5 separate regions of the Mus musculus genome follow, and regions 2, 3, 4 and 5 are each linked to region 1. The links are chromatin loops, found by intact Hi-C in ENCODE. Cell type or tissue: heart. All regions are shown on one strand. Region 1 has its middle 110 kb from the start of Gm33510. Region 2 holds the start of Pde7b (phosphodiesterase 7B). Region 3 overlaps Pde7b (phosphodiesterase 7B). Region 4 has its middle 110 kb from the start of Pde7b. Region 5 overlaps Pde7b (phosphodiesterase 7B).

Evidence for each region. Peaks named below come from ENCODE experiments on the same cell type or tissue, not always from the same donor. Only the 100,000 strongest peaks of a DNase experiment are listed, where the experiment ranks them.
Region 2: it touches region 1 in a loop (2.3-fold over the local background); 4 of 42 quality-filtered maps call a loop at or near these places.
Region 3: a loop joins it to region 1, with 2.9 times the contacts of the local background. A loop is called at or near these places in 2 of 42 quality-filtered maps.
Region 4: it touches region 1 in a loop (2.0-fold over the local background); 5 of 42 quality-filtered maps call a loop at or near these places.
Region 5: a loop joins it to region 1, with 2.5 times the contacts of the local background. A loop is called at or near these places in 6 of 42 quality-filtered maps.

What each region holds. Positions count from the first base shown.
Region 1 is chr10:20,722,611-20,727,610 of GRCm38, forward strand. It overlaps a transcript of Pde7b not described here. Among named protein-coding and RNA genes, the nearest start is that of Gm33510, 110 kb to the right of the region's middle. In heart, CTCF peaks have their summits at 461 and 2,458; a DNase peak (open chromatin) is centred at 2,451; H3K4me3 peaks cover 2,414 bases; H3K27ac peaks cover 2,729 bases.
Region 2 is chr10:20,545,444-20,550,443 of GRCm38, forward strand. Pde7b (phosphodiesterase 7B) reads right to left here and starts at 2,885. Exons shown (of 12, transcript NM_001347366.1): 1 at 2,448-2,885. The coding sequence starts at 2,685. In heart, CTCF peaks have their summits at 2,603 (motif pointing left) and 2,811; DNase peaks (open chromatin) are centred at 2,838, 3,498 and 3,888; H3K4me3 peaks cover 1,451 bases; H3K27ac peaks cover 2,193 bases.
Region 3 is chr10:20,488,811-20,493,810 of GRCm38, forward strand. All of the region lies in intron 1 of Pde7b (phosphodiesterase 7B), which reads right to left. Among named protein-coding and RNA genes, the nearest start is that of Pde7b, 57 kb to the right of the region's middle. In heart, a CTCF peak has its summit at 2,155 (motif pointing right); DNase peaks (open chromatin) are centred at 1,701, 3,581 and 3,991; H3K27ac peaks cover 1,201 bases.
Region 4 is chr10:20,655,300-20,660,299 of GRCm38, forward strand. It overlaps a transcript of Pde7b not described here. Among named protein-coding and RNA genes, the nearest start is that of Pde7b, 110 kb to the left of the region's middle. In heart, a CTCF peak has its summit at 2,211; a DNase peak (open chromatin) is centred at 4,192; H3K27ac peaks cover 749 bases.
Region 5 is chr10:20,403,370-20,408,369 of GRCm38, forward strand. It overlaps Pde7b (phosphodiesterase 7B), which reads right to left. Exons shown (of 12, transcript NM_001347366.1): 11 at 3,759-3,839. Among named protein-coding and RNA genes, the nearest start is that of Mtfr2, 58 kb to the left of the region's middle. In heart, a CTCF peak has its summit at 2,244 (motif pointing right); no DNase peak of the experiment used is centred here.

The sequences.
Region 1 (5,000 bases):
TTGACCAGTTTAGTTTTGCGTGTTACACCCTTCTTTTGGCTGAGAACAACACCATCTGACATCGGGATGCCCTCGTCTTGATCATTGACAGCTTCTAGATTACATTTTCATCTGGAATTTAACACCAAAAATCATTTCTCAAAACAGTTAAAAATTCCAGGTTTAAAGTTATTTTAGGTCACTTACAAGGTATGCTTGGCAAATTCTCGGCAAACATTTTAGCTAGGGTTTTTGTTCAGTTTCAACAATGGGTGGCTTTGTGCCAAACACAGTGGACAGTGTTAAAAAGGTGTCCTGGTGCCATTGTTTTCTTTAAACTGATGCCTGTCTCTGACACATCTTGGATTTTTCCATCCTTGTCCTAAGTAGCTTCATTCAAAAAATAGTTTCTCCAAACCATTTTGCTGTAACACTCTTCCCTGACGTTGGCACATGCTCAGATGAGTGGAGCCTCTGAAATCAGACAGCTCAGAGTCAGGTAGAAAGCCTTGTCAGGAGAATCTGGATTTGGGAGTTGTTGCTAGTTAACTTTGAGCTCCTACTGGCAATAAAAAGGGACTTCATTTTACTGGAGCAAATGTCACTCAAGACAGCTCCACTGGCACCTCTTTGTTACCCCAGCCAGTAATAAAAGATAAAGCAGAGGAAATGGAGGAGCTGCAGTCGTGCATTCATGACACACAAAGTCCTTGTTCCCCAGCAGGCGCTGCGGAAAAGCAATTGTCCATTCACAGCACACCCTCTGCAACTCCCAGCTAATATTTTCGCTGTTCTTAGCTAGGTACACTAGGCAGTTAACTGTTAACCCTTGAGAATGCAGCGTTTATGCCTGTGTTCTCAGGGCTACTGATACTGACCCAGTTTCACAGATTTCTAGTTCTCAGTGTTGAGAATAGAAACTTTAAGGAGAACAAGTTAGAAACTGTGGAGCAGGGGGGAATGGTTTCGAATAATTCTGTCTCATCTGTTATTGCATAACTCTCAGATAAGGAAGCCTATGGTAACTGTGTGCTATTTGAATTGCTTTTATAAAAATTGACTGTCAGACAGGGAAGGTTCCCAGCAAGGTCCCCTTAGACACAGAATAATGCGTGGCTGAAACCCTTAGCTCTGTGTTCAGCTGTGCCTTCTGCAGCAGCTAGTGAGCTAGGCAGTTTACTGTGCATGGGTATATGTGCCTGCCTTGTTTCCTCTCTTGCAATGCTCTCTGGCCAGAGCACACGAAGAGCTGAATTTTTGGATGATTAATTAGTCCCCAGACTCCATCACTTAAGTCCCTAATTAAATATCTGACTCTGCTTTCAAACCCTTCAGGAAAAGATAATTACTTAATCTTGCAGTGATGATAAACTTTTCTTTTCCTTTGTAAACAGTAAGACTTACATCATTGCCCACATAACTCAAATCTACATCTCTCCTGTTAACTTTGAGATTGAAAATAGACTTTTTATAAAATGCAGCAAGATAATAAAGCAGATTTTTCTCACCCCCCCCCCCCAGCCCTCTACCCATCGCCTCTGTTCTCTCTCACTGCCAGCTGTTCCCTTGTGTTGTCAGCTCTACTTTCCTCATTTTGAGGTCTGCTCCCGACCAACCAACAAACCCAAGAGAAAGCAAATCAACAAATCAACCTGATTTTCTCCTCCAGTGGTTCACAACCCTTCACCAACATTTTCCTGCCCCGTCCTACCAGAACTGAAAAATGACCCAATTCTAAAATTTATAATGGAGAAGAAATACTGCACTCATTTAAAGACGTGGGGGGTGGGGTGGGGTGGAGGGTTTCTACGAGGGCTCAAAGTTCAGAGAATGCCCACTCTCCTGCTAAACCCTGTTGCCCTCGAAGAGTTAATTCAGGGCACAACGCTTAGTCAGTTTGCTTAGAAAAAGGAAGGAAATTCAAAAGCTGGTTGCTGTAGGAACAATCACAGACAAAAATACATATATATACGTATATATAGGTCCGGGTCCATTTTCAATAAAAACAAAAACCCTGGCGCCTGTCTCCCTGCGACTCGGAACTCTCAAGTAAAATGAACTTGCCGCTTAAATTTGTTGTACATACCTCAACCATTAAACAAGACATTTAACCATAGTGGCAGTTCTGTGACCTTTGAATGCTGTGAAATCTCTGAGCGGTGCGGCTTGTTCATGAAGATTTGTGCTGCAGAATCCAGCAACCTCATCCAGGATTAGCAGTATAATTATGCAAGTTTTATAGAAAGAAAAAGAAAATATTAAAAAAAAAAAAAAAAGGAAAGAAAGAAAGAAACGCCAAAGGACTCAGAGAGCTCGAGAAAGAAGGAAGGGAGAGAGAGGCTCTCTGGGCGAGGACACCACTTTTCTCCCAGCCGAGCGAGCGAGCAAGCAAGCGAGCGCTGGGACAGAGCCGAGCCTGCTGCAGTGCCCAGAGCTAGCGACTGGCTGGGTGAGCAGGCAGCCGGCCTGGGAGGCTGGCTGAGCCTGTCAGTTGCCACAGGCAGGGAAAACCGGAGACCAATCGGCTTCTGCGCCAGCAGCTTACTGGAGTGGAGCCTTTTCTGTTTATGTTTCCTCATTTCGAGAGTGACGTCAAAGGGTTTAGTTTTTCCTCAGCATGTGCTATTAATTTTAAAGTACTGTACTATGGGAAGAGTGTGTGTGCGCGCCTGTGATTAGCTGAGGTGCCCCACTCTCGGGAGAACCCAGGAAACATTTTACTACAATCCGAAGCAATGGTTTAAGAGTTTTCATTCTGTCGAGTTAGGTGTTTGAAAATGATAAAAAAAACAAACAAACAAACAAACACAAAAACAAGACAAGACAGGCTGAGCCAAGCGATGGTAGCAAGCTTCCCATGTTGCTGTGTGTGAGTTGATGTGCACGTGCCACGTGACAGCTTGTTGCTTATTTCTGACTTACTGATTTTTATCTTTAACTAGAAAACTAATTGTTAACATATCCCTAGAGCAACCTATACAGAACTGTGCAAATGGGCTGGAGCACCTTAGGAGGTGCAGGGAAAAAGGAAATCCACGTGGCTCTGGCTTCTCCCTCCTTCCCTCAGCTTCTCAGGATTATTAAAACAGGGCGATCCCTGCTCACTCCCCACAAAAGTCACTTAAGAGGCAAGACACAGTGCATCCATGCAGGCTTGCCTGAGCTAACTGCTTCCTCTCCCAGAGTGTACTGAGGTACAGCTATTTAGGGACGGTCCCTCTGCCAGGGGCCCCAGCTAATCCCTGTATTTTCCTTCCCACTCTTGAAAATCTCTGCAGTTCCCATCTGTTGTTTCTGCTTCCCCCGAGTCCGCCCCACTCCATTCCCACCCCTGATTCTATAAGGAAAACCTATTTTTCTTTTCCTCCTCTCTCTTTTAGGTTTCCTGTCCTGTCCTGTTAATCCCACAGCAATGACAGACCTATAACAGGAGTATGTGACTCAGATTATGCAATCAAATGTCTCCTTAGATAGGGTAAAGAAAATGTTTGAGAGAGACACAACATTGGAAAGTCCCAAGTCTCTCTCTCTCTCTCTCTCTCTCTCTCTGTATATATATATATATAAATGAGAAACTAGTTATTTATTTACACCCGTGATCTTAGGAAACCCTGGGAATTAAAGACTCTAATCCTAGCAATGAGGACGCAATAGTAAATAGAGTATTTTTCTTACACAGACTTTACATTTTGAGGGTGAAGAGATGTGATTAAAAATAAATTAAAATCCTGTATGATAGAACACATTTGTCATCCTAGGACTTGGGAGGCTGAGGCAGGATCAAGCTCACCCTGGGCTACTAAGTGAGATTTTAAATTTAAAAACAAACAAACAAAACCAACCTAAAGATAAGTAAACACGTGATGTCAGGTTGTAAGAAAGGCTTTAGAATAAAGTGCGGCAGAAGCTAGAGCAGCGTGTGTGATTGTCCGTGGAGTTCACACTTTGCTATTTTGGCTGTGATGGTCGGAGAAGCTCTCTGATAAAGAGACTTGGAGTAGAAATCTGAATGTGGGCAAGAAGCCGGTCACGTGTGCATTTCGGGTCCATGCCTCCATACTGAAAGACTAGGAAAGGGAGATGGGTGATTTATGAGAGTGAACAGAGAGACTGAGGGAATGGCTTCGTGGAGGAATGCCAAGGACCTGAATAGGAAGAGTAGAACTTGTTTCCAGGAAGGGCGGTCCTCTCAGATGGTTTCAATAGCAGACAGACTTCTGTGGATCGTGAGCAAAAGCGTAGGGTCCCACTGCACTGCCGAGAGATCATCTTAGCCTGAACGTGGGTACGTGGGTAAGAGCCGTGCGCATGCGCAGGTAAAATATCCAGGTTCTAGGACTGCCGTGCATACCCCCCCCTCTCTCTCTCTCTCTCTCTCTCTGTAGCTTGAAGACCTAAGATACAGAAAGGGAATCATGACAGCTCCCAGGTGGTTGGCTTAAACAGAGTCACCATTCACTAATACAGGAAAGACTGCATGAGGAGTCTTGTCTTCATGAAACTTGGATTCTTGTGAAGAAAATAAGTCCTCTTAATGAGTATGAGGTTGTATAAGACATGGGATGGTAATATATTGTCAAAAAACATAAGGAGACAGTAAGTTAGATAAAGGTTTGTGCTCTATCAAGTATCTTAGCAAGAACTCAGTGTGAGGGAATATTAGAGTTCAGACTCAAGGTTGACAAAGGAACAAAAGTCAGATGGCATTCAGACAAGAGGATGACACAAACACAAAGGCTTTGAGGAGTGGAATGGATGGTGAGTTACAGATGATGGCAATGGATCTAGCAGATCTTGGAGGGCTTTCTAAGTTGCTGTAAGAATTAAATAAATTACATTTATTGTAATTGACTTGGGTCTTTAAATGAGATATGGTTTAATTTTAGCATGGTCGTTCCAGCAGCTATGTTAAGGTCAATATGGAAGAAAGGAGTCTAACAAAGAAACTGTTGTAATACACAAGTCAAAGATCGTGGTGATAATGCACCAGGATGCTTTGGTGGGATTGATTAGAAGTGTTG
Region 2 (5,000 bases), 180 kb before region 1:
CCCTTTTATTACCTAACAAAATACCTCAGCTGTTTCACCATAAAGGAAAGAGTTCTAGTATTGTCTAAAGAAACATGAATACAAATATTGGTGCCCTTCACAAGGGAGAAGGAGCCAGTGGCTTTTGTCTTTAGAGTCCTATAAAGTGATTACTGATGCTGTTCAGAATTTCTGCAATTTCATGGTTTTTTAAACACTTAAGTCTAATCATCTGTTACCACAGGCAGTCAAAAAATATACACAGAATTTATAATATTGAGCTTCCCTTTTTTTCAGTAATAGCATGGAAAAATGTTGCGTGCGACCTATCAGTTGCTTTCTGGGAAGATGGGAATGGAGGGCAGGGATGCTTGAATTTGGTTTTGCAGTTTGAATAGAACATTTTCAGTTGGGTGAGCCAAAGAAAGACATTCGAAGCACAGGGTGAGATTTGGAGGCAGGCACCACTTGATGCACAGTTTCTTAATAAGGTTGTTAAGTTTCCATTGACTGAGGATTGTGAGGTAAGTGATATAAGAGGATTCATGTAGTTTGGATTTACTTTGGTGCTTTCTCCCACATCTCCCCCACACCACCCCATATACAATGGAAAACAACCCAGGCTATTACTGCCTAGGTCTAATAGTGGGAATGATGCCTTTGAAGAGCACTTGTGGCTTGCAGAAAAGACACAGGCAGTGGCCAAAGACAGGCTGAGGGCCAGAAGGAAGGCGACAACTCAGAAGGCAAAGCCACACATCTCCAGGTTCATCGTCTTGGCCCTGAGCTGGTGGGTGAGAGGGTTTTGTGCTCACATCAAAAATTGTGAGACTTTTCTTTCCCTGAGAAATGGGGGTGGTGGGGGGGAACAGATGAGGCAAACAGGCATCCCGGAGGAGGCATTTAAACTGCCAGTCTCATTGCAGGCCAGGTGAAGCAGATGTGGTGTGAGTTAGGAGATGGCAAGGGGCAAGGGAGGAACCAGTGGGGAGGTGTGAGAGGCTCAGGGTCAGGCATCAGTCCACATGACATGTAAAGAATTATGTGCGACTTTCCCTCACAGACAGGCTGGCAAGAGACGAGTGTGGACGGTTTATGAAGGGGAGTCATTTGAAATACGAACTTTAATCATCTCAGTCAGCTACACGAAGCAAGGGTTAGCACAGCTGTGGTGCCTTGCTTGCATCCACTGCCTAGGTGGCTTCACTCTCCCTTTCCCTGCTACATGACATATGAATGGCTTTCCCATTACCTCATTTCTTCTGACCAAGACCCACTTCCATTGGCTTCCCACTTGCAGATGCCACACAACCTCAGGCCACTGCCTCACTTTTCCTTCCTCAGTGCCCAGATACTCATCGTTCAGTAAAGAGCATTAGTTTCTTTTCTTCCTCCCAGACTCCCCCCCCCCCGCCCTGAGCATTACTTTTTAATAATATTCTTTATCAACGATTGATTTGGCAACTTAATGGAAAAACGAACGACAAACCTCTCTGCAATAAGTTATCTAAAACAAAACCAGGGGAATTTTTATTCTCAGCCCATTTCCGTGAGAAAAAGGGAGATGATTTTTGGTCTGTCTTTCTGCCTGTCCCATCGCTCAGTGCCGATGGCATGTCAGGATTCTGCTGCACGGAGATGGCCGGGACATAAAAGGCATAAACACACTCCTATGACTTCTCCAAGAACCCACTTCTTTTTACTCACCAACAGATTCCCCAGAGGAAGGGAGCACCCAGCCACCAGTTGTGGCATTTGCAGTTTAAGAGCCCCCAACGGTATCTTGGCTCCCCTCCCCATTAGACACACAGGAAAGATCCAACTGACTGTCCCATCCCAAACAGCACATTCTTATGACATGAAAAAGCCCTTCTGACTCATCATCACCACACTTGTGGATGACCTGAGCTTTCTTCATCTCTGTAGGGGTATTATTCATCGCTTGCCCAAAGAGGAAACTGAGGCAGAGTAGTTGAGTAACTTGCAAGGATTGAGAAAGCCTGCAGACCACACTCAGTTCTAGGAGCACAATACACATCACATGTTGCATGGTTGAAAACTGGAGGATACATTTTTTACTTAAAGACATGCACATAGCAACCTAAAGGAATTACTCTTTTGGAGACTCTGCTAACTATGGACAGGAAATATTGGAGTAGGATGGACATTAAAGAGAATCCGATTGCACTCTCTGCTGTTGGGGTCCGAATCGCAGAAGGTTTGACCTGGTTAAGTCCGCAGGGCAAGCCTGCAGCAAACTGACCCGTATTCTAAGTTTGTTGATTTCCATTCTAATACTCCTGCATCTATCACGCTCAACATAGAGATGCTTTTACAACAGAACAAACATTTGTAAGTTAGCCCTTGAACCCTGTCCATACAGCTTGCCTCCCTTCCTTGACCCAAGTACTGGACCCAGAGTGATGAGACCTGTCCGGGTTACCTTCTGCACTCCACAGTCAGTTTACCTGGGAAGCTGTGGGAAGCATCTTCATTTTCCAGAATGCCTCTCGGTTTGGTTGCCTGTAGCTCACTTTTGGACTTCCAAACCAGCTTTACCATCCTGATCATCTCTGGCAAGTCCCAGGGTAGCGGCCCCTGCTGGCACCCCGGCCTGCTGCTGAGGGAAGAGGGTAGCACAGCTTCTGGGGCCGTCCACCTCCTGCCTAGTTCTGCAGAGTGGAAGTACCGCTCTAGCACAGGCATTCTGCCCTGTTCCCCAGAAGAAGAGGTAGGGCTGCCGCCGTCGCTGCTGCTGCTGCTGTTCCTGCTGCTGCTGCTGTTGTTGTTGCTGCTGCTGCTGCCACCAGAGGGGAATTTCTTCCCGGGCAGCTGCAGGCAAACCCGCGTGAAATCCTCTCCAGCCTTGGAAAGACAAGCCTCCTCCAGCCTGGCACAGCCTTTCTGGCTTTCCCAGCCCCTGCACAAAACACTGGCGACGAGATGAGAGAGACGAGACCGCTGCACCGCCTAAGGTTCCTCACTGCTGAGTCTCTGGACTCCTTCCTTCCTTAGAGATACAGCGCATTTTCCTCTTCTCTCCCAGGCACCGAATTCACAGCACTTAATTAATCCCAGGCTACAGCTGGAACGACAGCGGGAGTGGGGAAAGCCATGGAGGAGGCTTCAGCCTTCGCCTTCCCTCTTCTTCCTCTTGTTTTGTTTTCTGGGAGCTTTTTTCCCTTTTTTTTTTTCTTTTTTTTTCTTTTTTCTTTTTGCTGCTTGTCAAGTTTGTCAAGTGGCTTAGCAGTGAAAGACTTCAGGCAAAGACTTGGGGCCCCGCTTTGCGTGACTCTTTGAGCGCCCCCCCCCCCCAGACTAGTTATCTGGAAGCGTCAGGTGAGGGGTCAATCTATGGCACAGGAAGCCTAGAAGCTTCCCAGACTCTGGTCTTGCAAATCACAAGGAACTTTGAGCAAAAAACCGGGAAGCTGAGCTCTGGCGTGCCTCCGCAGCAGCCTTCCCTCAGGAGGGCCTGGTGGGGGGCCTGCCTTGTCTGTTCACAGTGCGGCACAGGATGGGGGTGGCTGGATCCCAAGGACCACAGTTCAAACACTCTCCTTCCTCCTTCCAGACCCCACCCACTCTACTGTCAAAGTTCTCTGCAAACTAACCGGGTTTTGGTCCATTAGTCAAATCCCTTTGTAACCTCAGCTGCCCTTCAAGTTGGAAGGAAATAACATTGAATCACATTCCAAAGCTGACTGGAAAGAAGTGGATTAGGGAAGTGTCAGAGTCCTTATGCATATGCACAGGGTGTCTGTTTAGCTTGGACACGTGGATCGGGATGGTTAAAAACCCATTTTCAAAGGGCAGTCATCATTTTAAAGGGTGTTAGTAGGGGGTCATAAATGGCCTGAAAAAGAAAGTGTGGCTGGTTCTTTTCAAAGAGACCACACTGTGGGCTTAATATCTGGGCCACTGACTACTGCGTTCCCCACCCCAGAGCGGAGAATTGAGGACAACTGTGGGCCAGGCCTCTTGTTTCCTGAGGTTCAGAGATGAAGGCGCTGACCCTGGAAGTCAGAGCCAACACGGCAACAGAGATGCCCCCTGTCGCTTATGTGAAAGGCCTTGGACATAAAGGAAAGTGGGGTGGTATTGGCTTGGCGTTTTTGCCAGCAAATTGGGTTTGTAGGAACAATTTGAACTTGTACATTCACTCAGAAAGGCCCTGTTTTCTTGAAAGACATTGTAACAATCCTGTCTTCCTCCAGGCTCAGTGTCTCTGTGTTGCAAAGGCCTTTGTTTTGCTTGGCTCTTTATTTTTGCTGATGTACAAGTTGTTGCTCCCGCTCTACATTCCTATGGCTGGTTGATCACACGATCCTTTGATGTTTCTTTAGGGGAGCATGGAGGAGATTTGGGGCCATCTCAGGCTGTTTTATTCTCACTGTTCTGCCTTCCTTGTGTACTCTGTTTTCAAAGTTGAAAGCAGTAAAGCCCATCACATTTTTTCTTTGTTACTCTTCTAAAACTATGCTTAGTTAATAAGTTTGATTTTTAATAATGAATTATTTTTTTCTCTTCTCTTTTCTTATGGATAAAAAAGTATATTGTGAACTTGCTTTCTTTCCTAGTAGATGAAAAAGGTCAATACCTCTCTCTCTCTCTCTCTTTCTCTCTCTCCCTCTCCTCCCCTCTCCCTCTCTTTCTCTCTATCTATCTATCTATATGAGTGACTACTTTTCTGAGAATTTTATATTAAAATATTGCAGCTTTTCTATAACAACGACATATTCATACAACCCAATAGGCAGAAATCAGTGATCCACTCTATCTGACAGATGTCTTTCTTTAACTCCCTCTGTTGAGATAAAAGCATTTATAAAGCAATTGGATGTGTCTGCAGTTTGACAGCTCTTCCATTAGACTCAGGGCGTCAAGCACCGCAGGAATCAGAGACTTCTATGTAACAAGCACATCTAGATGGCTGTCACACTCCGCGCCACACTTCCTAAATAATGTCTTAACCTCATTCCTCAGTCACAATCCTCCCTGACTTGAAGGGTTTCCTAAGT
Region 3 (5,000 bases), 230 kb before region 1:
TTGTACCCAAAAAGTTAGTTTTGGGGGGAGGGGGTCACTATTCTTATATTCTGAGGTGCTCCCTTCTGCTACCAATAGCTGTCTGGATGACTTGACACATCTGAGTCTGAGGTTCCCACAACAACCTCCCCAGGAGCTGGTAAGTGACTGAGTCGTATTACACCAGGCAGTCCTAAGAGCTTGGTGCGCTACTCTCAATTACCCAGAATGCTATACAGAGCAACAATCTGGGCCTGATCTCCCTGTCTGTATTGCTTCCCTCTTTGCTGGACATACCTGGTTAGGTGAAGTGAGATGGCAGTAGCAGAAGTCTACGGCTTGTGTGTCCCAGCCCTTGGCTCAAGAGCCCTGAGCTCCAAACAGTGTGGGTTACATTATCTTGCAATCTGCAGCTAAGTACTGCTTTTAAGGGTTGAGTATCAGACAGCCAGTTCTTAACCAGACTTGGAGGGGATTCTAGTCTAATTTGGTTCATTTCCACAAGTGATCATTAAATATTAAACATTAAACCGAATGTTTGAAAGTAGGAGGGAAAGTGGAGACACAGCTATGTAAGTTAGCTTCTTGGCTCTCAGATTATTGACAGCTGGGAAGAGAATCAGGCCAAGGAGCAGATACAGTGTCAATCAGAGAGAGTCTCACGATTTTCCCAGACTATTTGGGCCAGGTTCCTCTCTCAGTGGCATTGTGAAACTTTATGAAACTGTATAAAAGTACATGTCACAAATACTCCAGTTTAAAACAGTTCTCCACCATTTTCCATCTGAATTAAAAGAGAAAAGTCACATGGCATTGTTGATAGTTAATGTTTAGGTTAAGCAGAAATATTGCATTTAAAAGGGAGACAATGGGTGGAAGTATTATTTGAACCTTACTCAGATAAGCAAGATTTCTGTGAATACAGGTAAACAACTGAAATCAGAAGTGTCACTTTCAGAAATGATCATGGTAGCTTCCTGGAAAAAACAAAACAAAACAAAACCAAACCAAAAAACCCAAAAACCCAAAAAACCCAAAAACCTACCAGAGAAGACATAGAGGAGGAGAGAGACAAAAGAGGCCAAGAAAGAGGATAATGAGGAAACAAGTAAGCGAATTAGAGAGAGCAGGCTCCAGGATAATGCCTCTCTCTCATACATATATACACACATATATACATACATATATACACACATATATACATACATATATACATATATATATATATGCATCAATATCTCTATACTGCATAATTAAATGGTTGTGCCAATCACAGAAAAAGAGAATTGCCAAAAAGCAGTTAGTTCTTGTCCTTCATTTTATAAATCTCACTTGATGTAAGTGGTGTTGATGCTAGCTGATAACTGTGCTGAATGGGTGTAGTGGTAAGGAGTCCCCAGGTAGCCTTAGGCTATGGAGCTAGGGCGCTTAACCTCCTTAAGAGGACAGTGCGTCCTATTCAGAAACCCAGCACTGCAACTTTGGCTAGTGCAACAAAAGCTAATTAATTCCATGTTAAGACATATATAAGGACTTCCCTTTTCTGGAGGGGAGCTGCAGTAGGCCAGGTGAGAGAAGACGGTAGAGAGCCCGAGGCCAGTTAGAGATGTCAGTAGAGAAACAGACACAATGCTATGAGGAACGGCTCGGTAGGTCGAAGGGAGAGGGAAATATTGAAGATGACTCTTAAGTTTTGGCTTGCACAGTGGATGACTGTGTTATCACAGAAAAAGGCAATGCTCTAGGGACCTCATTTCACTCACTCGACTTTGGCTGCTCTGGACACACTACTGCGACTTCAGAGGAAAATGTGCAGTAGTGTGGGTTCAGAGAGACTGTTTCAGACGGAGGTATAACTTCATAAATCAAAGAGAGCCATGGAAAAATTAAAGCAAGATATTTGGGAAAAACCCACAGAGTCAACAGCATAATTAAAAAATCATAAAATAATTTTAAGTAAATGCAAAAAGATAAAGTTACAGGCCTACATGAAGTTGTTCACAGAGGGAAGGAGGAGTAGGAGGGGAGGGGAGGAGGGGAAGGAGGAGAGGGAGGGGGGAGGAGGGGAAGGGGGAAGGGGAGGAGGGGAAGAGGGCCAAGAATGCAGCTTTAGGTAACTCAGTAGCAATTACTGTCTTATAGCACAAGGGATGAGTAAGTAGGAGGAAGCCACCAGGAGGGGGCAGAGAGTAAACTTCTGTCATAGGAGACAATGTGGCAAGATGATAGGTGGCAGACTGGAAATGGCTTGGTGGGAGGTGAGTGGGGGGACTCGAGTTCAGATTCTGAGAACCCATGCAGAGTGGGTCTGCATAGTGTATGTGTCTGGTCCCAGTGTGCTTACTGTGAGAAGTGAGACACTGACAGAGTTCCCAGAGCTCCTAGGCTAGCTAGCCTGGTGTACACAGAGGAGAACAAGAGCCTGCCTCAGACAAGGAGGGCAAGAGCTCACAACTGAGGCTGTCCTCTGAGTATGTGCAGACACACATGCACGCACACATGATTTTAAAATAGGTAGAAATTATTTATGAAAATGTCATAATGAAACCTGTTACTTTGTTTGCTATTTTAAAAATATGTATTTAAACTAAAGGAGCAGGTAGGAAAATGGTTGGATTTGCTCCTGTGGCCATCATATCAAACTGGAGAACTGGGAGGACTATACTCAAGGGGCGATATGCAGATCTCCAGTGGGTTACTATTTTAAATTTTAAAAAATTAAAACTTAATGACACCATTTCCCTCTTCTCTCCCTTTTCCCTCACTCCTCCCATGGAATCCTTCTTCACTCCTTTTCAAACTCATGGCCTCTTCTTTTGAATTTTTATTGTTGGCTTTTTACATTAAGAATTTTTATCTCTATGTGTATGTGTATCCATGTATTGTACGTGTATGTGAGTGAGTGTGTGTGTGTGTGTGTGTGTGTGTGTGTGTGTGTGTGTGTGTGTGAGTGAGTGACAGCATGACCGGGGAGGTCAGACAACAACTTTGGGGCTTTGTTTTTCTTTCTCCATGTGAGTCTGTGGGACCAAGTACAGATGGTCTGTGCCTTTATCTGATGAGCCATCTCGCTGGTCCTGAGAAGCTGAATGACGTCATCTTTAACGAGCAGAGTTTCATCTCTATATAGCATTGGCTTGTAATCTGTCCAGCTGTTACAACTTGAAATGATGAGCACTTTAGCAAAAACTATCATGCCGACCTTAAGAACAATGGTACTCTCTATGAATAACAAAATATAATTGGAAAACTGCTCTGAGATAGAAAAGTCCAGGTCATAATTATGTCTGTGAAATTTTGCAAAATACAGTACTAACTTATTTAATCACTTCAAAAACTTAGATATACATCAAGAAAAAAAAACTAGCCTAATGAAAATCTCTGTCAAGAAGAATTTTTGTTGGGTGGAAAGGATTAATATTATTAGTAATGTAGAACTCAAACCAGTATCACAAACTGGACATATTAAAGAAAACCATTTCATGCTTTGTTTGTTTTTGTGTGCTTCTGAACTTCCTGATTCTGGCCGGGAACAAGGTCAAACTTGCCAAAATACTACAAGAAAAGATGTTGATGATCACGGATAGGAAATACTCTTGGTCCCATGAGATGGCCCCTTCTTAGGAGACTGCCACACCAAGTGTAGCACCATGAGAAGGAAGGAACATCAGGCCACCACATTCTGCCTTGGTGCCCACTCAGCACCAGGGAGCAGCTGAGGCGCAGCATTCCAGACCTCAGTGGCACTTGGGGTTCTTTGAAGCTCCAAGTGTTGTTCATTTGTTGTGTTTGTTTTTCAGAAAGGAAACAGATGGAAAAAGCCGGACTTGGTAGGGAAGCGGTGGCATCCATCCTATTAGATCCACGTTATAGAACAACATGTTGTTGTTCAACACAGCAACTGCTATTTCCATAGTAACAGCTATCACTTAGAGAGCCTTCAGCTGTGAGCCGTGGAGGGTTTGAAGTGTTTTCCATGAATGAGCTCATGTAATTCCGCAATGACTCCTTTAGAAAAGTACTAATATCAGGGCCATGCCGTGAGAGACGGGGATGGGAAATCTCTTTGCTCATGGGTAGGAAGCATAAAGCCAGATGCGAAACCAAAGGGACTGGCCCTGCAGTCTGTGACTTTAGCTGATGGGAACACTCCCTGTTCAGAGATGCCTTGGCCTGTAGTGAGAGCTGAGATTCACTGTTACAGAAGGCTGAGATAACATAGTATGCAAAACTTTATCTCAAAGGAAATAGCTTAGCTAGCTTGAAAGGGCTGCTTATTAGCTGTGACCTTATGCATTCTGGGGTTCATTAAATCTCCTGTTTTGTTCAGTAGGAGCAATAACATTCGCTTTGTCCCTCATAGGAGGTAGAAATCAAATGAACTCACATGGATTAAGTGCTTTTCCAAGGATTTTGCAATAAAGCTTTATTACTAGGAACATTCTTATTAATATTGCCACGCAAATGTCAAACATATATAACAAATTCCAATGAATCTTGTACTTTGTATTGAAAGTAAATAATATTGATATTATCATAAAAGCCTAGGACAGTGCTTTACAGTCAAGGACATTAGTCTTTGATATACAATTAAACATTATACAAGTTAGAAGTCCTTATAATCAAATGTGTTGGGGAAACATGGAGGCTTAACAAACATTTTTCCAAATGTCGGGTTTTTTTTAAAAAGTCTTTTAGAACGTTTATGTGCCATACATATTCAACGGTGTGAGATCAAACAGCATTTCCAAAACATGTTTTCCTTCATGAAACAGATTTTCTAAGCATATTTTGAGATAACTGTTTAGGGGGAAGGTAATTAGGTATACACTATTCTCTGTGGAGTGTGTGTGTGTGATGTTTAAATCAAACTCTTAGTACAAGGAGCTTAGCGAACTCTGGTTTTATTTCCCTGGTACCTGCACCCATGATATTCTTATCCTGTATGATTATGCATCTGGTTTTACTTTGGGGAGTGCTATATACCAACAGGATGTTTGTATATTTATTCCTCAAACGTG
Region 4 (5,000 bases), 67 kb before region 1:
GTCACATCATTTCCTTCTCTTCTTTTCCATGATTTCTGGGTTTTAGAAGGGTGGTGTAAATGTCCCAGTGATGTGACTGTTATGGGGATAATCATCTTCTCTCTTTTTTGGAAGCTCATTCCACAGGGGGGAGTTCATGCCTTGTATCATAAAGCTGGTCTAACGTGCATGGCTGGGCAGGCAGGCAAAGGCCACTCAGCCTTCATCAGAGATGCAGTGGAGGGTGAGGAAGTCAGAGACTCAAGGTTAATTCATGTGCTAAGCATACGTGACTGTTGAAGTGAATATATATTTTTTTAACATAGTTTTTTGCAAAGCTTGCTACGCTTTCCTGAGCTGGAGTAATTGGATGCAAAGATAGTAGCTAACTCTTCTTAAAGCCTGCTGTCATTGGATGCAAAGAAAGTACCTCAACTTCTTTCTTAAAGCTTGCTGTCAAACACACGTTCAGAAAATGTGCCCCAGTTTTGACCACAGTTGAATGAGATTGCTTGGATACCTTTGTATTGCTAATTGTCATTTAATTGAAAACATTTGTGGACTTGGTAAATAAGAACACTTATTTTTACTAGCTTTCTTAACTTACTGATGTAATTTGATAGATGCTTTTGTCTGTTACTTCCTGTGCACTTTGACCAGCACATTGTTATGTGTCTGTTGTGGGGTTAGTAAAGTTAGATGAATTATAAATATCTCTGATACTGATAAGTGGATAGTAGCCCAGAAACTTAGACTACCCAAGATACAATTTACAAAACACATGAAACTCAAGAAGGAAGACCAAAATGTGGATACTTTGCTCTTTCTTAGAATGAGGCACTAAATACCCATGGAAGGAGTGACAGAGACAAAGTTCAGAGCTGAGACAGAAGAAAGGACCATTCAGAGACTGCCCCATCTGGGGATCCATCCCATATATAACCACCAAACCCAGACACTATTACATATGCCAGCAAGATTTTGCTGACAGGTTCCTGATATAGCTCTCTGTGGTGAGGCTATGTTAGTGCCTGGCAAATACAGAAGTGGATACTCAGTTACCTATTGGATGGAACACAGGGCCCCTAAAGAAGGAGCTAGAGAAAGTAACGAAGGAACTAAAGGTGTTGGCAACCCTATAGGAGGAACAACAATATGAACTAACCAGTACCCCCCAGAGCTATGTCTCTAGTTGCATATGTAGCAGAGGATGGCCTAGTTGGCCATCAATGGGAGGAAAGGCCCCTTGGTCTTGTGAAGGTCATATGCCCCAGTACAGGGAAATGCCAGGGCTGGGAAGCGGGAGTGGGTGAGTTGGGGAGCAGGGCAGGGGGAGGGTATAGGGGACTTTGGAGATAACATTTGAAATGTAAATGAAGAAAATATCTAATAAAATGTATTAAAATGTGAAAAAACAATAAATAAATAAATGAATAGCTTTGATTACTATGGATATTAATTTATTGTCCTATTTTGCTAATATTTTATTGAGTTCCATTTACATTATAATTTTACAATATTTCTATGAACCATGTATAGTCTTATGTTGTTGATTCTGACATTTGTTATTTCATTCATGACTTTTATGCTTACAAATTCATCTTTTAATTGGCAACCAGAACATTTCTTTCTATTTTCTATGGTTCTTAGTATAAAATTGCTTTTAATATACTTTCTTACCCTAAGGTCAGAATAACTTGTAATTACTCTAATCAATTTTCTATACCATATATTCATGATCCACTTCCCCCCTAGTTATGGGGGTACCTTCCTAATCACATATTAAAATCACATATTATTTCATACATAGTAAAGTTACCAAATATTTATTTAATATACTTTCAAATTACCCATAACGTGACCTTTATACAAAGATCTCCAGACAACTCATTGTTAATTTTTATTCTTTAATTTGATTTTTATAAATTACTACACATCAATATGGCTTCTTGGTGTGGGGCACACATGTTCTTGGGACCCCCTGGACTAACTGTAGAATTAGACTCGTGGTAGACTTTCTAACATGAGAAATATTCTATTTTATGTAGCACAGAGAGGGGTACAAAGCAGATACATACACAATGTTTGCTATTAAATTTTTTTCTTCTTGTGAATAAAAGAGGATTGATATTTCTTGAATGTTGTAAAGCAGGGATGTTTCCAGAAGGTGGCTAACCCCCCCCCAACCCCCTTTATTAAAAGCATCTGTGCCTGGCTAGTGGCAAACAGCCAAAAATCCTCAAGTGGTTGGCTCTGGGAAATCACAGGGAGATAGAACACAGCCGAATCCTAAGATGGAACAAACTGTAAAATCATGCCGTGTCGTAATTTGATGACCAACAGGGAAGGGTTTTTTTCTGCCTCATCAAATTTTATAAAGTAAAGTATTTATGATTTTCCTGTGAGTTTACCAGATAAGAAGAAAAACATAGAGCCGTGGTCTGATGTAGGCCCGACATAGGTGCACACATACCTGAATGCAGGGCTGGGAAGGGAAAGAGAGACAGAGGCAGAGAGCTCCCATATACTCCTCCTCCAGGTGGCAATCATCTATCAGTGCTCGTGGGTGACAAGGGCGTTAAAAGTCTCACATGGAGTCAACCTGGCTGCTTTTCAGAAGCGTTTCTGTCCTTACACATGAATCGGAGGATGATTCGTCTGCTTGGGAATTCGCAGGACGCCAAACCAAATTAGGAAGCCAGGCAGCTGTGACCTGGCTTTGTAAGGGCCAAGGAAGCTGCAGTTTCAATTCTGAACCTTGCATCTCAAATCATCCTCTGTCCCTCTGTCCCTCTGTCCCTCTGTCCCTCTGTCCCTCTGTCCCTCGGGATACATGCGCCCCTCAGGGACTTCAGTAAAGGAACAAGCTCTTGCATTACCCCAAGCCTTCTATGAGACACTAGACTTGTGAGAGAAGCAGGCAGTCTGAGAGGACAAGGCGACTGGAGTCAGAGTGAGTGTGAGTCAGGAAGGACGGCTTGCAAGAGTTACCTTACAAAGAAAGGAGGAGCCGCCGAGGAAGAGAAACCACCCTGGGTCTGAGTTCTGAGATCACTTCAGGTGTGTGGCACTCTGTCTCACTCAGCAAATAAAATTCACAATTTAAAAAGTCGTGGGGTTCGTTGTTGTTGTTGTTTTTGCAGGAAGATATACAAGTTGGGAAGAGACTAAAGGAGCAGGCTGTTGGGATCTGGCACTGTTCCTCTGAATTGTGATACACTCACAAGTTACCCCACCCACCAGTGTAACTTTTTATTTTGAAACCTGGTTTAGCTTTCTTTGAAGAATTTGAATGGTATTGTGAGATAATTTTTATTTATTTATATTCATCACCAAATTGGTTTTGTTTCTTAAAACAAAACAAAACAAACCAAAACAAAAAACTGTTTTATAAACAACTTCGTAGTGATCCCTGAAGTGCTAAATACATGCACACGGGCGCGGACAGACACAGACAGACATACATACACACACACACACACACACACATACACACACACACACACACACATGGGAGAGGGAATGAAGGGGGGCGGGAAGCATCTTAGGTTGCCCAGATGGTGGGATGCATTTGGCTATGAACATTCTAATTTGAGGAAACATACCGTGGAGACAGCTTGATAAGCAGGGGGATTTTTCGTGCATTTATTTCTATAAGAACTCTAGCATTTCTATTTCTAGTTTGGTGACAAGCAATGTTCTCTTGGTTTTTTATTTAGGGTAAAGCTTGCATAACTATCTGCTGGATTCTTTCCTTACTATCGTTTCACTGGGAGTGGCTGTTGCCTTGGAGATGATAGCTACAGCCTCCTCAATGCGTTATTGATCCAAGGAAAGGGATTTAAGTCAAACTAACCTATGTTATCTCTAATATGGGATTATTTGCACAGGAGCATTGAAATGGGAGACTATTTCCCAAATAACTTATTTCCCAAAGAACCCCATTTGTTGCCCAGCATCCTGCTCACAGGGGAGCAGAACTAACCCAGAACGTGGCTCTCCACACACAGCGACTTTCATCTTCTTCCTCAGCACCTGCCACTCAGCTCGGCTCTCTCAGCCTCACACCATTCTATCCTTCAAATGAGGCCTGCGCATCAATAAGGAGCTTCCCTGGTGCTTCCCAGGGGCAATAGAATTCACCAGTGGTAACTGCAGCACTGCACTGTTTACCAGAACATAAAGTTCGGTTGAAATCCCACAGTGACGTCATCTCCCAGCACTTGCTGATGGAGCTGGAGCGGGTTCCAAGATGTGTTCAGCTGGGTTGGATGCTCCATGCCAGAAATGGTCAACCAACTCACACTTCAAAGACCTCTCTTTACTAGGTTGTGTTTAGCTCTTAAAAGAAGTGGAAAGTTACCCAAATCACAGACTTGGGCTAAATTGGTATTTAAAAAGAGCCCAGAACTTTGTATGTTGTGGTTATTTTTCTTTTGGTTGATAAGTTAACTCTGATTGCTGACATTAAGGTAACTTTCTTCTGAAACACCCTTAGACTAGTGAGGCCTTGCTGAGGGCATGGGGGTGAGAAACATCTGAAAAACCCACGACAGAGACGACAAGAAAGAGCTGGCCTGGCCTTTCAGGAGGTGAAGCTGCTCAGGATTTGGAAAGCAAATTGTCCACATGTATGGAGGTGGTCACGTGAGCTTTGGAGCTGAAAACTGGGATCAAGGAGATGAACTCAGAAGAAGACTAAGTGCTAAAGAATCGAGGATGAGTCAGAGAAACCCTGGGATTCAAAAGGCTTGTCTAAAAAAACAAGAAAGAAAGAGAGGTACATGTATGTAGATGGAAGAAAAAGCAAAGATTGCAAGAAAATAAATGTGATCAAATGTTTAAACTCTTACAGTGGATGAGTTTTGTGTTCTAGTAGGAAAGATACAATTTCTAGTAGTTGATAACTATTATAGTGTGTGGGGGAGGAGGAGGAGAGAGGGAATGAGAGAAGAGAGGGAGTGGAGAGAGAGGTGGGAAGACAGAAGGAGCGAGAGAAGGGAGAGAGAGAAGAAGAGTAA
Region 5 (5,000 bases), 320 kb before region 1:
TAATTGGACTTGGGTCATAAAGTAATAAAAGACATGAAGTTGTGTGTGTGTGTGTGTGTTGGGAAGCTATGGAGAGAGTTGAAGGGGGAATAGGGAATAGAAATGATCATATTTCATTACATACATGTACAGAATTATCAAAACTAAAGAAAAAGAAAAGGTTCTAACAGGCTTCTCCATCAGTCAATACAATAGACACAGAGGACAACAAGGTGAGAGGAGATGATTTAGTCAGGGGATTCAGAAGAGAGAAAATGAAAATAGCGACATTGTATAGGACCCAGTGGAGAAATGTGTGTGTGTGTGTGTGTGTGTGGCTAGAGCTTGTAGGTCATTAGACTTACCTGTTCAGGGTTTTCTAATTTAGTCTAATATACCTTGTTACACATGCCAATCTGAACCTGTAAGAGCTGGCAGCTGTGTAATGGGGGACCAAGAGTTGTTTCATAATCATCTTCTCTTTCTTGTTGCTGTTATTCTGATGTAGTAGCCATGGAAGTTCCCTTTCTACCATATATCACTAAGCTGAAAACCAGGACATACAATGAGGCAAAATGTGTTCTCATGACAACAAGACTGAACTCTGAAATCAGCCCTGTGCCTGTCTAGGCTGGGTGGTTAATAGGGTAAAGTTTTTTTTTTTTTTTTTTTGGAAACGTGATTCAAAGTGTTGTAAGCAGCAACATGGCAAGATTCTTTCTATCTAGAGTTTAACAAAGGGAGTCTCAGAATTAGGAACCCCACTATAAAACTTCATAACTGAAGCATGAAGCCATGGATGCTGAGGTAGCATGTCTGCTGTTATATCTCCCCCCCCCCCAGTGACTCTGACGTGTGCTGGGCCTTGGTTTCTGTTCTTTCCCTTCCTTCCTTCCTTCCTTCCTTCCTTCCTTCCTTCCTTCCTTCCTTCCTTCCTTCTTCCTTGCTTCCTTCCTTCCTTCAGTAGTGTGATGGTTTGTATATGCTTGGACCAGGGAGTGGCACCATTAGGAGGTGTGGCCTTGTTGGAGTAGGTGTGTCACTGTGGTTGTGACTCTCATCCTAGCTGCCTAGAAGTCAGCCTTCCACTAGCAGCCTCCAGATGAAGATGTAGAACTCTCAGCTCTGCCTGTACCATGCCTGCCCGGTTGCTGCCATACTCCTGCCTTGATAATAGACTGAACCTCTGAACCTATAAGCCAGCCCTAATTAAATGTTGTCCTTTTTAAGACTTGCCTTGGTCATGGTATCTGTTCACAGCAGTAAAACCCTAACTAAGACAGTTATGGTCTCACTAGTAACTCTGCCTGTCCTGGAAGTTACTTTGTATACCAGGTTGGCACTGAACTTACAGATATCTGCCTATCTCTCCCTTCCTAGTGCTAGGATTAAAAGCCTGTGCCATTATGCCCACCAAGGGTTCTATTTTTTTAAACACTCCTCCCAATTCACCCCATAAGGATTTGGGGAGTGAATCAGTTTAATTATGAACACAGCATAAGAATATTGAAGGGGATTTGGAAAAATATGGATTATTTTTAACCTACCCAATCCAACATACCTATCTGGTGTGTGTGCAGTCCATTAAGATGGTTGTAGCTGCGGCTGAATGGTTGCTAGTTCCTGACCTTAAGGCTTTCTCTGTGGGACTGTGGATTAGATGCCTCCCTCCATGGCTGTCAGCAGAATGGTTCTAACATGCTCTCTCTCTCTCTCTCTCTCTCTCTCTCCCTCTCTCTCTCTCTCTCTCTCTCTCTCTCTCTCTCTCTCTCTCTCTCTCTCTCTCTCTCTCTTCACTTTCAGCTCATCTTCGCAGATGCCCCTTTCCTTCCCAATGCCAAGGCTTAATAGCTTTGAGACCTGCCACCCTATGAATGAAATGGCCTGCGGTGGGTCTGTGCAAAGTCACGAATGACTAGATGTCAAGGATGGAGTTCATCGAGGAAAAGAGGCCTAGCTGTGCTTGGTTTTAACAGAAGTGCTTGCAGGAGAAGAAAGGCTAGCTTTATATGTAGACGGAATTCATGTCTTAAGATGGAGAGCAAAAATATTTCCTTCACTAAAGTGAAGCAAGTAAAAGTTTGCCCACTTGATTTGCATGAAGACCTTATGTGTAATGTGATTAGATAAAGCAAAAATTATTGTGGATGCAATGAGACCGCACTTGGGCTGCTTGCCATGGTTGACACTTGAAAGGGAGTGTGGTTTCATGAGCTCAGGACAGAAATGTGGTTTGAAGTAGAGAGTGGAGAAACACTGTCATCTGGCCACAAGGGGACAGCAGGGCTCTAGGATTTCAGGCCTAGGGACTAGGCCATGGATTTAACTGTTGTGAATAAAGGTTAAGGACACACCCTGAAGGATGCTAAAGCACTTAGCTCACATGGGAAGGGTCTTAAAGCCTGATTCATTTGGATTTCCACCCTCTGAGCTCTGAAGAGGCTGTGAATGTCTAATTCAGTTTGACTTAGAGTTTATTTTTTTGTATGTGTGGTATGTTTCTGTGTGTGCATGCGGTTGAATATGTGTATGTGGGTATGCACATATGTGTGCATGCAGTGGGAAGCCAGAAGCCAATAATGGGTGTCTTTCTCAGTTGAGTCTCTCTTTACCACTATTGTTTACTGTTTGGTGTGTGTATGCATGTGTGAATATGTATGTGCATGCATATGTACATGTATGTTGTTTGTATGTGCATACATGTGCATGTATGGCTGTGTGAGTGCACATGTGTGTGTGGAAGCCAGAGATACACTGGATGATTTCCCAAGATTACACTCTACCTATTTTAAAAATTATTTTTTTAAAAAATAGTTCCTTTTAATTTTTATATATGTATGTGTACCTGTGTGTGGGTATGGGCATGTGGGTGTGTGTGCCCACAGAGGCAGTTGTGAGACACAGGCCATGGGTGTTAACAACCAAACTCTGGTCCTCTGCAGGAGCAGTTACATGCTCTTCACTACTGAGCCATTTACCCAGTCACCATTTTGACAGACAGGGTTTGTCACTAATTCAGCTAGGACAGCAGGTCAGGGAATGTCTGTCAGGGATTCTGCTGCCTCTGGAACTCCCCAGTGCTGGCTTCTGGGCCTGACTTCTTAGACACAAAGATCTTCATGTTTGTGTGTTGTGAGGCAGGCACGTTACTGGCAGCCATCTCCTCACCCAGTCCTCCTTGTACTTCAAGACAAGGTCTCTCCCTGAACCTGGAGTTTTCCTGGCAAACACTTACTGACCAAGTCATGGCTCCAGCACATGGATTCTGTTCTTTTTGTAGCTCTAGGGATGGATATAGGGCCTTGCATACTGCAGGCAAGTGCTGTACTTCTAAGCCACCTTCTGAGTTCTTGGCTTTCAATACTGGATCTTATTAGGCAGCTCGATCTGGCTTTGAGTTTGCTACATAAGTGTATGCTGGCTTTGGATATACGATCTTAGCAGCTCATCACCCCAAGTACTTGGATTATAGGGTGCACTACCAAATCTTTCTTGATTTTCACTCTATTCTAAAATCACAATGTTGACACTGGAACTTAGTGTTAAGTTAGTTAAAGATCTATAACAAACTCCATTCCTTAATTGTTTTGATTTTTCAAATGAAAATTTTCTAAAAGGTTGGTCATGATTAAAGTGTTTGTTTGGCCCCAGCCATTTAGATCTCTGGAAGGCTGTGTGTTGTTGTTATCGTTATTATTATTATTTTGAGACTCTTTGTAGAGGATGCTCAGCTGATTATTAAAAAAACAAAACAAAACAAAACCCAGATTTCAACTCACCAATTTGTATGCTAGGGATTGAATCTTTCTGTTGATTACAAAGAGGACTGATTTCCAGTTCAAACTTCTGTTCAAGGTCACCTAAGAAGAAAGAAGAACAAGAAACACATAGCAATTTAAGAGTTCATAGAATGTGTATCAAAAACTTTAATGATCCAGTTGGAGGAAATCGTTCTGGGGGTTACTGTTGCTTCCCTTGGAATATTCATGAACCCCTTAGGACCACTGGCTTACAGAGCTGCCTAAAGACAAACCCACAGGGCATCAACAATCCCTAACAGTGGCTCCTTTGAGTAGGTATGCTTGACAGTGGGACAAACTTTTAAAAATTGCATCTATTTATTCTCTCTCTCTCTCTCTCTCTCTCTTTCTCTCTCTCTCTCTCTCTCTCTTGTGTGTGTGTGTGTGTGTGTGTGTGTGTGTGTGTGTGTGTGTAGGTAGGGGACAATCAGTAGGAGGAGACTATTTTTAACATGTCAAATCTGGGGATTGAGCATGGGTTGTCAGTCTTGGTGGCAGGTACCATTGCCATTTTCAGTGATAGAAAAGTTTTCTACACACTCTATTCTGGGGACTCTCTGAAGCATGTCCAACACACTAGGAACTAAAATTTTAATTTCTTTTTACATTATAATTAATTAAAATTTAGCTAAGCCACATGAGCCTCAGAGATACCATAGTTTGGAGAGCAATGAGCCCTCCATTACAGGCCTGTCCCATTACCTGTCTTTCTGTGAGGTGTTCTTTATTCTTTCTCTTACTCACCAGACAAGTATGAAACACTTGTCTTCAAGAATTCTACTAACCAATGTAGAAAGTACAGAGAGGAAAACTCAACAGTCTCTCCTCTGGGAATGTTGCAGATTAGCATTTGGGGTCTTACAATGGTACCAGCCATATTTCTTGATGGCAACTGTAACATACCATGCAGAGTTATTCATATAAAAATACATTTTACTGAGGATTAGACAAAGATAGAGTGGATGTTTAATAAAAACTTCTGGAAAACTAGGTTACTTGTGGACATATCAACCCATATTTACAAAGAACCTTTTTAAAGCGTTGAGGACTGGAGGGGAGGAATACCTGACCTCACAGTTTTCCTAATTCATAAGCTGCCATTTTTCTCCACCCAACCCTGTACCTGAAACCTCAACTTAAAGGATATTTTTTGTTTGTTTAATGTGATGCATGATATCTGTCATGTTTGTCCTAACTGGGCATAGTGGCCCTCACATCCTA